2 separate regions of the Homo sapiens genome follow, and region 2 is linked to region 1. A link is an interaction called in ENCODE POLR2A ChIA-PET data of the cell type or tissue named here. Cell type or tissue: Panc1. All regions are shown on one strand. Links, peaks and the distances in the headings refer to the core of each region. The heading gives the core; the rest is flanking DNA.

The links. ChIA-PET counts read pairs that join two places held together with the same protein. Peaks named below come from ENCODE experiments on the same cell type or tissue, not always from the same donor. Only the 100,000 strongest peaks of a DNase experiment are listed, where the experiment ranks them.
Region 2: POLR2A ChIA-PET joins it to region 1 with 6 read pairs; 1 of 35 experiments calls an interaction of 5 or more read pairs at or near these places.

What each region holds. Positions count from the first base shown.
Region 1 is chr13:94,231,700-94,235,929 of GRCh38, forward strand. The region is part of intron 4 of GPC6 (glypican 6); the gene reads left to right. Among named protein-coding and RNA genes, the nearest start is that of GPC6-AS1, 46 kb to the left of the region's middle. In Panc1, for the core only: no CTCF peak of the experiment used is centred there; a DNase peak (open chromatin) is centred at 1,952.
Region 2 is chr13:93,557,649-93,561,878 of GRCh38, forward strand. All of the region lies in intron 2 of GPC6 (glypican 6), which reads left to right. Among named protein-coding and RNA genes, the nearest start is that of GPC6-AS2, 300 kb to the right of the region's middle. RefSeq lists an enhancer at 3,796-4,230. In Panc1, for the core only: no CTCF peak of the experiment used is centred there; a DNase peak (open chromatin) is centred at 2,233.

The sequences.
Region 1 (4,230 bases), core at 857-3,356:
AGCAAATGATCTTTTCCTATGATCAGTTTTTCCTAATCTTGGGGTCAGAAAAATAAATGTCAGAGGAAATAATAGACTTTATTTAATAAAATAAAATAAAAACAAAATGACCTGGCTATTAAAATGAAAACACAAAAAAAATGTCTGCTTGTGACTATGTGAATAACTGAAGCTTCGTTTTAATAAAAATTTTTAAAAAGTTTTTCGACTCTTTTATTCTGATCAAAAAAGAAAAAGAAAAAGAAAAATCCCAAAGGTCCAAATCGCAACTCTATTTATCTATTGTAAACCAACAAGAGCCGACCATGTTGAGAGAGAAGACAGGAGAAGTGTTAGCTGTGGTGAATAGAGAATCCTTTAAAACAACACCGAAAAATATATTTTCTAAGAAAGCAAAGATCTCTGTTGCAGACATGTTTCTTAACCAAGATATAGCAATAGCTTCTTTAAAATCTACTTCTCATGTACTGACTAACCCATTCATTCCTAAAAAGTATTCCTTTCATATGACCATGTTTAGCTTAGTTCTCACTTTAAATTTAAACAAGGACTAATGGTACTCCAAACTATTTGCTTTCTTTCAGTCTAACCCACTCCTTAAGGAAACGAGCAGGAGAGACATGTCCTGCAATGCCATGGCACGTGCGCACACCCCAGAACACGGAGCAGTGCTTTCATGGTCGCCTGCCACGTCACACACTGGCACTGACAGAAATAGTAACAACACACCCTCTTTGAGACAGTGATTGCTTTAGATTTTTATACAACTTGTTTAAATAGAGGAAATCTAAATTTTTACCAAAGCAATTGCCCCCCTTCAGGAGGTGGGTTTTTTTTGGGGGGGTGGGGCAGGGTGTCAAAGAATGTTTAGTTCAGTACCTTTTCTAGAAGCCAGTACAGCTAAATCTATAACTTTCCTATTTTACATATTTGGTAATTAAAAACCAAGTGTGAAGAGCTTATGGATTTTATTCAACGATGACATATTTTTTTAGATTCTGTAATGGCCCATAAATTTGCATTAATGACCACCTGTTCCAGAAACCTTGGAAACAGGAGGCTGGAAGAACATCCGTGAGTTTTTATGTGTCTCGGATACCTGACTCTGGGCCAAGGTGGAGGCCTTGGAGGAGTAGAAAGGACTCTAGTGACTGGCTGATTGTTACCATTTTTGGCCAAAAGAATAAGTCAGGCACCAGAATGTGTAACCAGGTAATGTAATTATGGTTAATGTAAATGTCACATTTTAAATCCTGTAGGAATTCACAATAGTTCAGGTTTTATAACTTTTTTTTTTTTTTTTTTTTTTTTTTGGTGGGACCAGGAAACATGGAACTGACTTGCACGGGAGGTCAGACTGGCTTAATTTGTATTTCCTTTCAAAGTTGTGTGAGATACAAATATGCACCACAATGTACCCATCACTGTCTTCTTAAAAACTTGTAGGGAAACAAAAATATGAGAAATTGCATCATATTTAAAAGCGCTAGAGGAACTGACTGTATAAAGGAAATTTTTTTGGATGGAGAGAATTATGTAAAGCCCAGCTCTAATGTAGATCTAAAAACAAACAAACAACAATAACAACAAAAAAGACAGGCCTAAGAGGTGCTAAAAAATTGGGAGCCATTAATCTTATTGTCAATAAAGAAGTAACTCATAAGCAAATAGCTCCTAATTTATCTCTTTTCTATGTTTAACCCATTAATACCATCCCCCATTATCTGCTCTTTCACTTTTTTGGTTTCAGTTACCCACAGCCAACTATAGCTTGAAAATATTAAATGGAAAATTCCAGAAATAAACAATGCATACGTTTTAAGTTTCCCACTGTTCTGAATATTGCAGTGAAATCTGGCACCATCCCATTCAGTCCCACGAGGGACATGAATCATCTCTTTGTCCAGCGTCTCCACACTGTCTTCCCTCCCCTGGTGTGAGTCACTTGGTAGCCGCCTTGATTTTCAGATTCGTTGTTTTGGTGTTGAGGTGCTTATGTTCAAGGAACCCTTATATTTCTTAATAATGACCCAAAGGTACAAGAGGAGTGATTTTGGTTTATTGTTATAATTGTTGTATTTTATTCTTAGTTCTTGTTGTTAATCTCTTACTGTGCCTAATGTACATATTATACTTTCTCATAGTTATATATGTACAGAAAAAAACATAGCATATATAGGATTTGGTACTATCCACAGTTTCAGGCATATGCTGAGGGTCTTCGAACATACCCCCCAGGGCTAAGGGGGGACTACTGTAACAGTACGTCTTCTAGCAGAGGACTAAATTTTAGAACAACTGGAAGCACTGGCATTTGAAGTATGAGAAATAGTCAGGGCGAGGTGTTTATTTGTAGGGCAGTAACTCTACTAGATCAAAACCATGGCCTACATAATCTTATTTAGTCACACCTCATTTCCCCTGCAATGCTGGGAGACAGAAGAGACATCTGGGGAAACCGAGGCTCAGATAGGTGATTCAAAGCCTAAATGCTAAAGCCAGTATTAAACCTTATTCTAAAAATCATTCCATTTATCCTTCTGAAGTTTCTGTGAGAAAAGGGTAAGGATGTACTGTGAACTCAGAAGTATTCCATGTTTACAGGTATAACTAAATTCATTTTTATTGTATCTGTTGTATTAATACTAGGGTATCAATAGGCACAAAATTCTCATGGAATCAGACACCAGACCACCTCATGATCACTGGAAGATGTTTCTTTTCTACATGTAATACTGAAGCTAAAAATTAGTTTCTGCTACTGAAAATATGTCTCTGTTGAACAAAAGGAGGCCGTTCTTTTGTTTGCTTTTTTTTTTTTTTTGCAATATCACTTTACTGTGACCCAAGAACTTAAAAAAACAAGTTAATATTATCTTGTCATTCTGATATGTCCAGATAGTTAGATCTCTTTAAAGAACTTCTTGGACCCTTAAAGCTTGTTTTATGAACTATGGAATAAAAATTCTGGTATTGACCTATTAACTCTTTTTTTCCAGTGTTTCAGGAAGTTTCTCTTCCTCCCAGGAATTAACAGGCTATCAACCAGACGCAATAGAAATAAGGATTTTGTGGACAAAAGCTGTGTGTTTTAAAAGTCAGCATATACCACAACATAGATAAATCTTGAGGGCATTATTCTAAGTGATATAAGCAAATCACAAAAAGACAAATACTGCATAATTCCACTTATATGAGTTATGTAAAGTAGTCAAACTCATAGAGACAGTCAAATGGTAGTTGCCAGGAGGTTGGGGAAAAGGGAAATGAGTTGTTCAATGCATAGAGCCTTTTAGTCATGCAAGATGGAAAGTTCTAGAGATCTGTACAGCAATGTGCATAGAGTTAACAAGGCTGTACTGTATGCTTAAAATTGTTAAGGGAGTAAATTTACGTTGGATATTTTTCACCACAATAAGTTAAAAAAAGAAAGACAGCATGATAAATCCTCAGGATACCTGGGCACACCTTCTGAGAACAATGTTGAACTGGAGATCAAAGAGTGAGCTATAAAGCACTACACTCCAGTGGTTCTGATATTTCAAGACCATTTTGAACTCACATCAGGTATAATGAACCAAGGACGGAATTTTTTAACAATCTCTGGGAGCGTCTCTCACAGTTCAACAGGACATTTCAGAATATCCATTCCACAAGCATTCTCCAAAAAAAAGAAAAAAGTACTAACTTTGATTTGTTGCTAAATGCCTACCATCCTCATTGAGCGGCCTTACTTTACCAGGGCCAATTGATCCCTAAGGCTCTGCAGTGTTCCTAGGGAACCTTGATAAACATTATTACCTTGAGCCACAGGGGACATACAAATGAGAAACACTAATTTCTATTTGCAAGAAACTCTGATTAGCAAATGAGGTAGTAGAGTACACATGGATATTTCCTGATTATTTCTCTACCCTATGCCAAAAAATTTTCTGGGACACCAAGACTCAAAAACTTAAATTTACATATTCAAGCTCTCTGAAAAATGTTATACAGCATCCTACCTCCTAATGATTCTTTGAAAATCTACACTGGTCCTTCAACTCTTTGGGTAAAATTGAATCCTTGGGAGAAAGCAGTGATAGTGGCACACAATCATATTAAAACATGTAGAACCAGTCAATTAGTTGCAGATTTGAGATGTTAATAAGATCAGAGATTCGCTGAGAATATTGAAGCTAGAAGACACCTTTGAGGTCACCTTGTCCAATGTCTCCATTACACAGGTGA
Region 2 (4,230 bases), core at 895-3,394, 670 kb before region 1:
TGAGGGTTCCAAGTCCCCCTACAAATAGCAGATTAGCAATCAGTGAAAACCTTCTGTTAGTTCCACGACTTAGCTTCTGTCTGGCGCATAGAACTCCAAAACGTATTCTGAAACTGAAGAAGTTTGGGGGCCAGTTTTAACTAATATAAGTTTTATATATTTTTAAATTACTAGCCACATTCCCAAAATGTATTGGTATTTTTTTTCTTCCAATGGCTGAGATTATTTTTCTGCTTTCTAATTCTAAATTAGGCATTTCTTATTTTTTCCCATGTAGATTCTAGATGCCTTAAACAGTCTACAGTCTTTTCTTCATTCATTCTCCATAGTTGGGGAAGGGTCTTTATCTATGACATTATGTCAAGTTTTATTTAGAAAAATTTTAGCCATGTAAATAGCACAGGCCTTGGATCTTCACAGAATGTGTTTCAAGTATAGGAGGTGCGTTGTATTGACAAAATGATCTTGTAAGTTTCTTAAACTCTCTGGGAAAAAAATTTAGTTTTTCATTTGTAAAATAAGTATAATAATACCTGTTTTGAAACTACGATATACATAAAAAGCCTAGCATAAGTCTAGCAAAGAGTGCGCTTGTAATATATGAGGGTTCACCTCTGCTCTTCATCCTCATCACTGTCATAGTGCTCACTTTCTTACCTATAAGGACCCTGACAGTCCTATAGAGCCACTTAGATAAGAGCATAAATAACTGGAATGCTGATCGGTACCATGAATTAAAATGCAGATAAAATCATGGAAGAGAATGAAATTATTTCTTGACAAGAAGACTATAAATGGCTTTGTGAAAAGACAGAATGTAAACTGTCTTGAAGGTTAGGAAGGATTCGAAACATGGAAATAGGATTGAAGGCATGGAGATGGGAAATTACTAGTGATACAGTGATACAGAGGATACTTTGTTTCCATGATGAAACAAAGCTTGAACCAAAGTGAAGTGTATCCATTATTAAGGTCCTTGAATATGTTTCAAAAGTAGAAAATTAAGTCTATTCTCTGAAAATCAATGGGAGTGCTTGTTTATTTTCATTTAAATAATTGAATTGACTGTGGAGTTTGAAGTTATGGAGACACAAATTTAAATCCCTGTTGAACAACGACTAACAGGTTTACACTGTGGGGTTTGTTGTGTTTAATTGATGGCTGACAGCAGGCATGCGGTTTAGAGAGCAAAATATGCTCAAGTGGTTCCGTATATCCTTTAGTGTGTGTGTTTGTATAACACTATTTTTAAATAAACAGTGTGCTCCTGAGAGTCTATCACTGAGTTAGGTTTTTATATGGTCTATGTATGAGAATTTTTATATGTGGCCACTACAATAGTGGCCCTCCCTTCAAAGCCCATGCAACAAACATTCAGCAGTGGTTGTGGGGAGTGGTAGGTTCAAGAGTAGACTTTTCTTGTCCTATGCTATTCTACTTTTCAGATTTCTCGCCAAAGTGAATATGAACTGTGTTATCACAAAAATGGGTAGGTGCTTCATCTGATTATGAAAATGAACATTAAGTTGATATCTCTCAGAAGGCCGTGCTGTGTATACCACATCTCAGTATGTGAAATCAGTTGTCTTTCTAAAATTTTCTCATGATAATATCCTGTTCCAATTTCAAAGGCAAATGTCTATTGAAATTGCTAAATTTCATGTGTTATACTTGTAAAATGTTATATTTCTTTCAAATATCTTGCATAAAGTTTTCCCCCACAGTATTATACACAAATATATAGGACAAGGATCCTACTATGTATATTCTAACCAACAACCGTGCTGGGCACATGATTGATGATAATTGCCCAGTACATGTAATGAATTGAATTTTCTCAGTAACAATTTAGTACACAATTGACTTAGTATATGGATCACTAGGGATGGATGAATACAAACAAATTCTGCACTCAATTTTTTCAGATCACTGAAAATCCCAGAGCCTCTAGAGCTCTGTTGAAGTCTACTTTATAAAAAGACATGAATATTTACTTACTATACATTTATACAGCGTTTATTAAGTAGCTATTGATTGTTCATAGTTGCCTTCTCAGCAACCTTAAATCCTCATAGAAAATGCATAATTCTTAAAGGCAGCTAACATCTCCATTTTTTCAAGTTATTAAGAATGGAGTGAATACACAGTAGCATGGGGTACCCTTGGCATGATGCCACGGGTGAATGCAGAATGCATCACGGGATGACTAATCCCATTTCTTTATCCTAAGGTTCACTAACTGTGGTTAATATTGAGCCAAGTTTATTTGTGCAGTTTTTGAAGAGGCCAAGACATTAAGATTCCTTAGAATAAACATCATCTGGGCATCACCTGCACACCTAAATGGATTTATTGCCAATGAGTAATGCTGTGCCTTCGCTGCACAGTCTACACAGAAAATGTCAGAACTCAATAAAAACAGTGCAACAGTCTTCTGATTGAGTTTGTATTAAGGTCTCTTTATTGGATTAATCCGGTTCTTTTCTCTTCCTTTCCTCATCTGAATGAAACATATTTTAAGGGCCATTCATTTTAGATGAAGTTGAGGAAAGTATTTTAAAAAAGGAAAAAAATAATGGATTTGCAGTTAGGCTCACTCCTTTAATCCCAGCACTTTGGGAGGCCAAGGTAGGTGGATCACTTGAGCCCAGGAATTTGAGACCAGCCTGAACAACACAGCGAAACAGTATCTCTACCAAAAAAAAAAAAAAAAAAAATTAACCAAGTGTTGTGGTGTGTGCCTGTCCTGTAGTCCCAGTTACTCTGTAGGCTGAGTGGGGAGGATCACTTCAGCCCAGGAGGTCCAGGCTGCAGTGACCCATGATCACACCACTGCACTGTAGCCTGGGCAACAGAGTGAGACCCTGTGTCCAGCAAACAAACAAAATATATTGCCTTCCTTGTTAGAATTTTGCTTAATACCTTGGCCGGGAGCGGTGGCTCATGCCTGTAATCCCAGCACTTTGAGAGGCCAAGGCGGGCGGATCATGAGGTCAGGAGATCGAGAACATCCTGGCTAACACTGTGAAACCGCGTCTGTACTAAAAATACAAAAAATTATGAGCCGAGATCATGACACTGCACTCCAGCCTGGGCGACAGAGCGAGACTCCGCCTCCAAAAAAAAAAAAAAAAGAATTTTGCTCAATATCCAGCATAACCCTGTTAATTTTGTGGGAACATAATAAAAGCTACTTTGATAACAAAGCAGAAAAATCAGCTGTTTGTCTTCTTGCGCATGTCAAACCTTAAATTTGGCTGTGTTTTCTGCTCTCTTCCCCAGTAACTTCATTTTTAAGCCTCTTTCTTATGTATTTGAACAACAATCAAGAAAAATAACATTGTTGTGAAATACCTTAACCTCACATGTGACGTCTCTTTAAAATAAGTAATATAATGAAAGCAAGCAAGCACCGGTAATCTTTAGAAAGGCTAAATAACTTGAGTGGTAATGACTAATGATCTTTTTTGTCTTCACAAAATATTTCTTGCCATTTAAACAAACATCTGCATGTGGAGTAAAGCATATTGATAGATAGCCAACATTTCACATTCAGTGAAGAACTCTTTCCTTTATCCTAAGTGATAATAGTAAATTTAAAGACTAATTAATTTCTTTCACTGGAATAATAAGTTCTGGGAAAATATCAGATATTTTAAACATTGGAAGTGAAGAGAAAGTTGCATCTATGAAAAAATAATTTTTAGTAAGATTGATACACATTTATATCAATAATTGCATACTATATCCCTATCGATATATATATATATATATATATTTGTTGCAGTTCTTATATTCTAATACTGTTTTCTTTTCCATTTTCCCCAGGAAACAAAAATGAACATGATCCTAAATTACACTTTATATTTCACATCCGCTAATAGGGCTGGTATTGGGAAACAGTGCCAAATATACAAGAGCCGAGCAGTTTTCTATTTGAGTATTTGTTTGCAAAACAAGCCCAGGCTAATGGAGGATCATTTGTAGGAAGCTAAGTCATGCTGGGTGCTCATTGATAACTTAGAAAGACTCTCTAGTTTGCATTCCCCCAACCCCCAGTTGGAGATAGTCATATGTGTTTCAATTAAAATATCCATTTACTTCCAGCTGGCAACGTTAGTATCCATTCTACCGACAGAGAGCAAAGGTCACAGGCTCCTGCCTGAGCAGACATTTTAAAAAATATGCCATTTGCCTTCCTTGTGAAGATACCTTTGAGCCACCCATTGC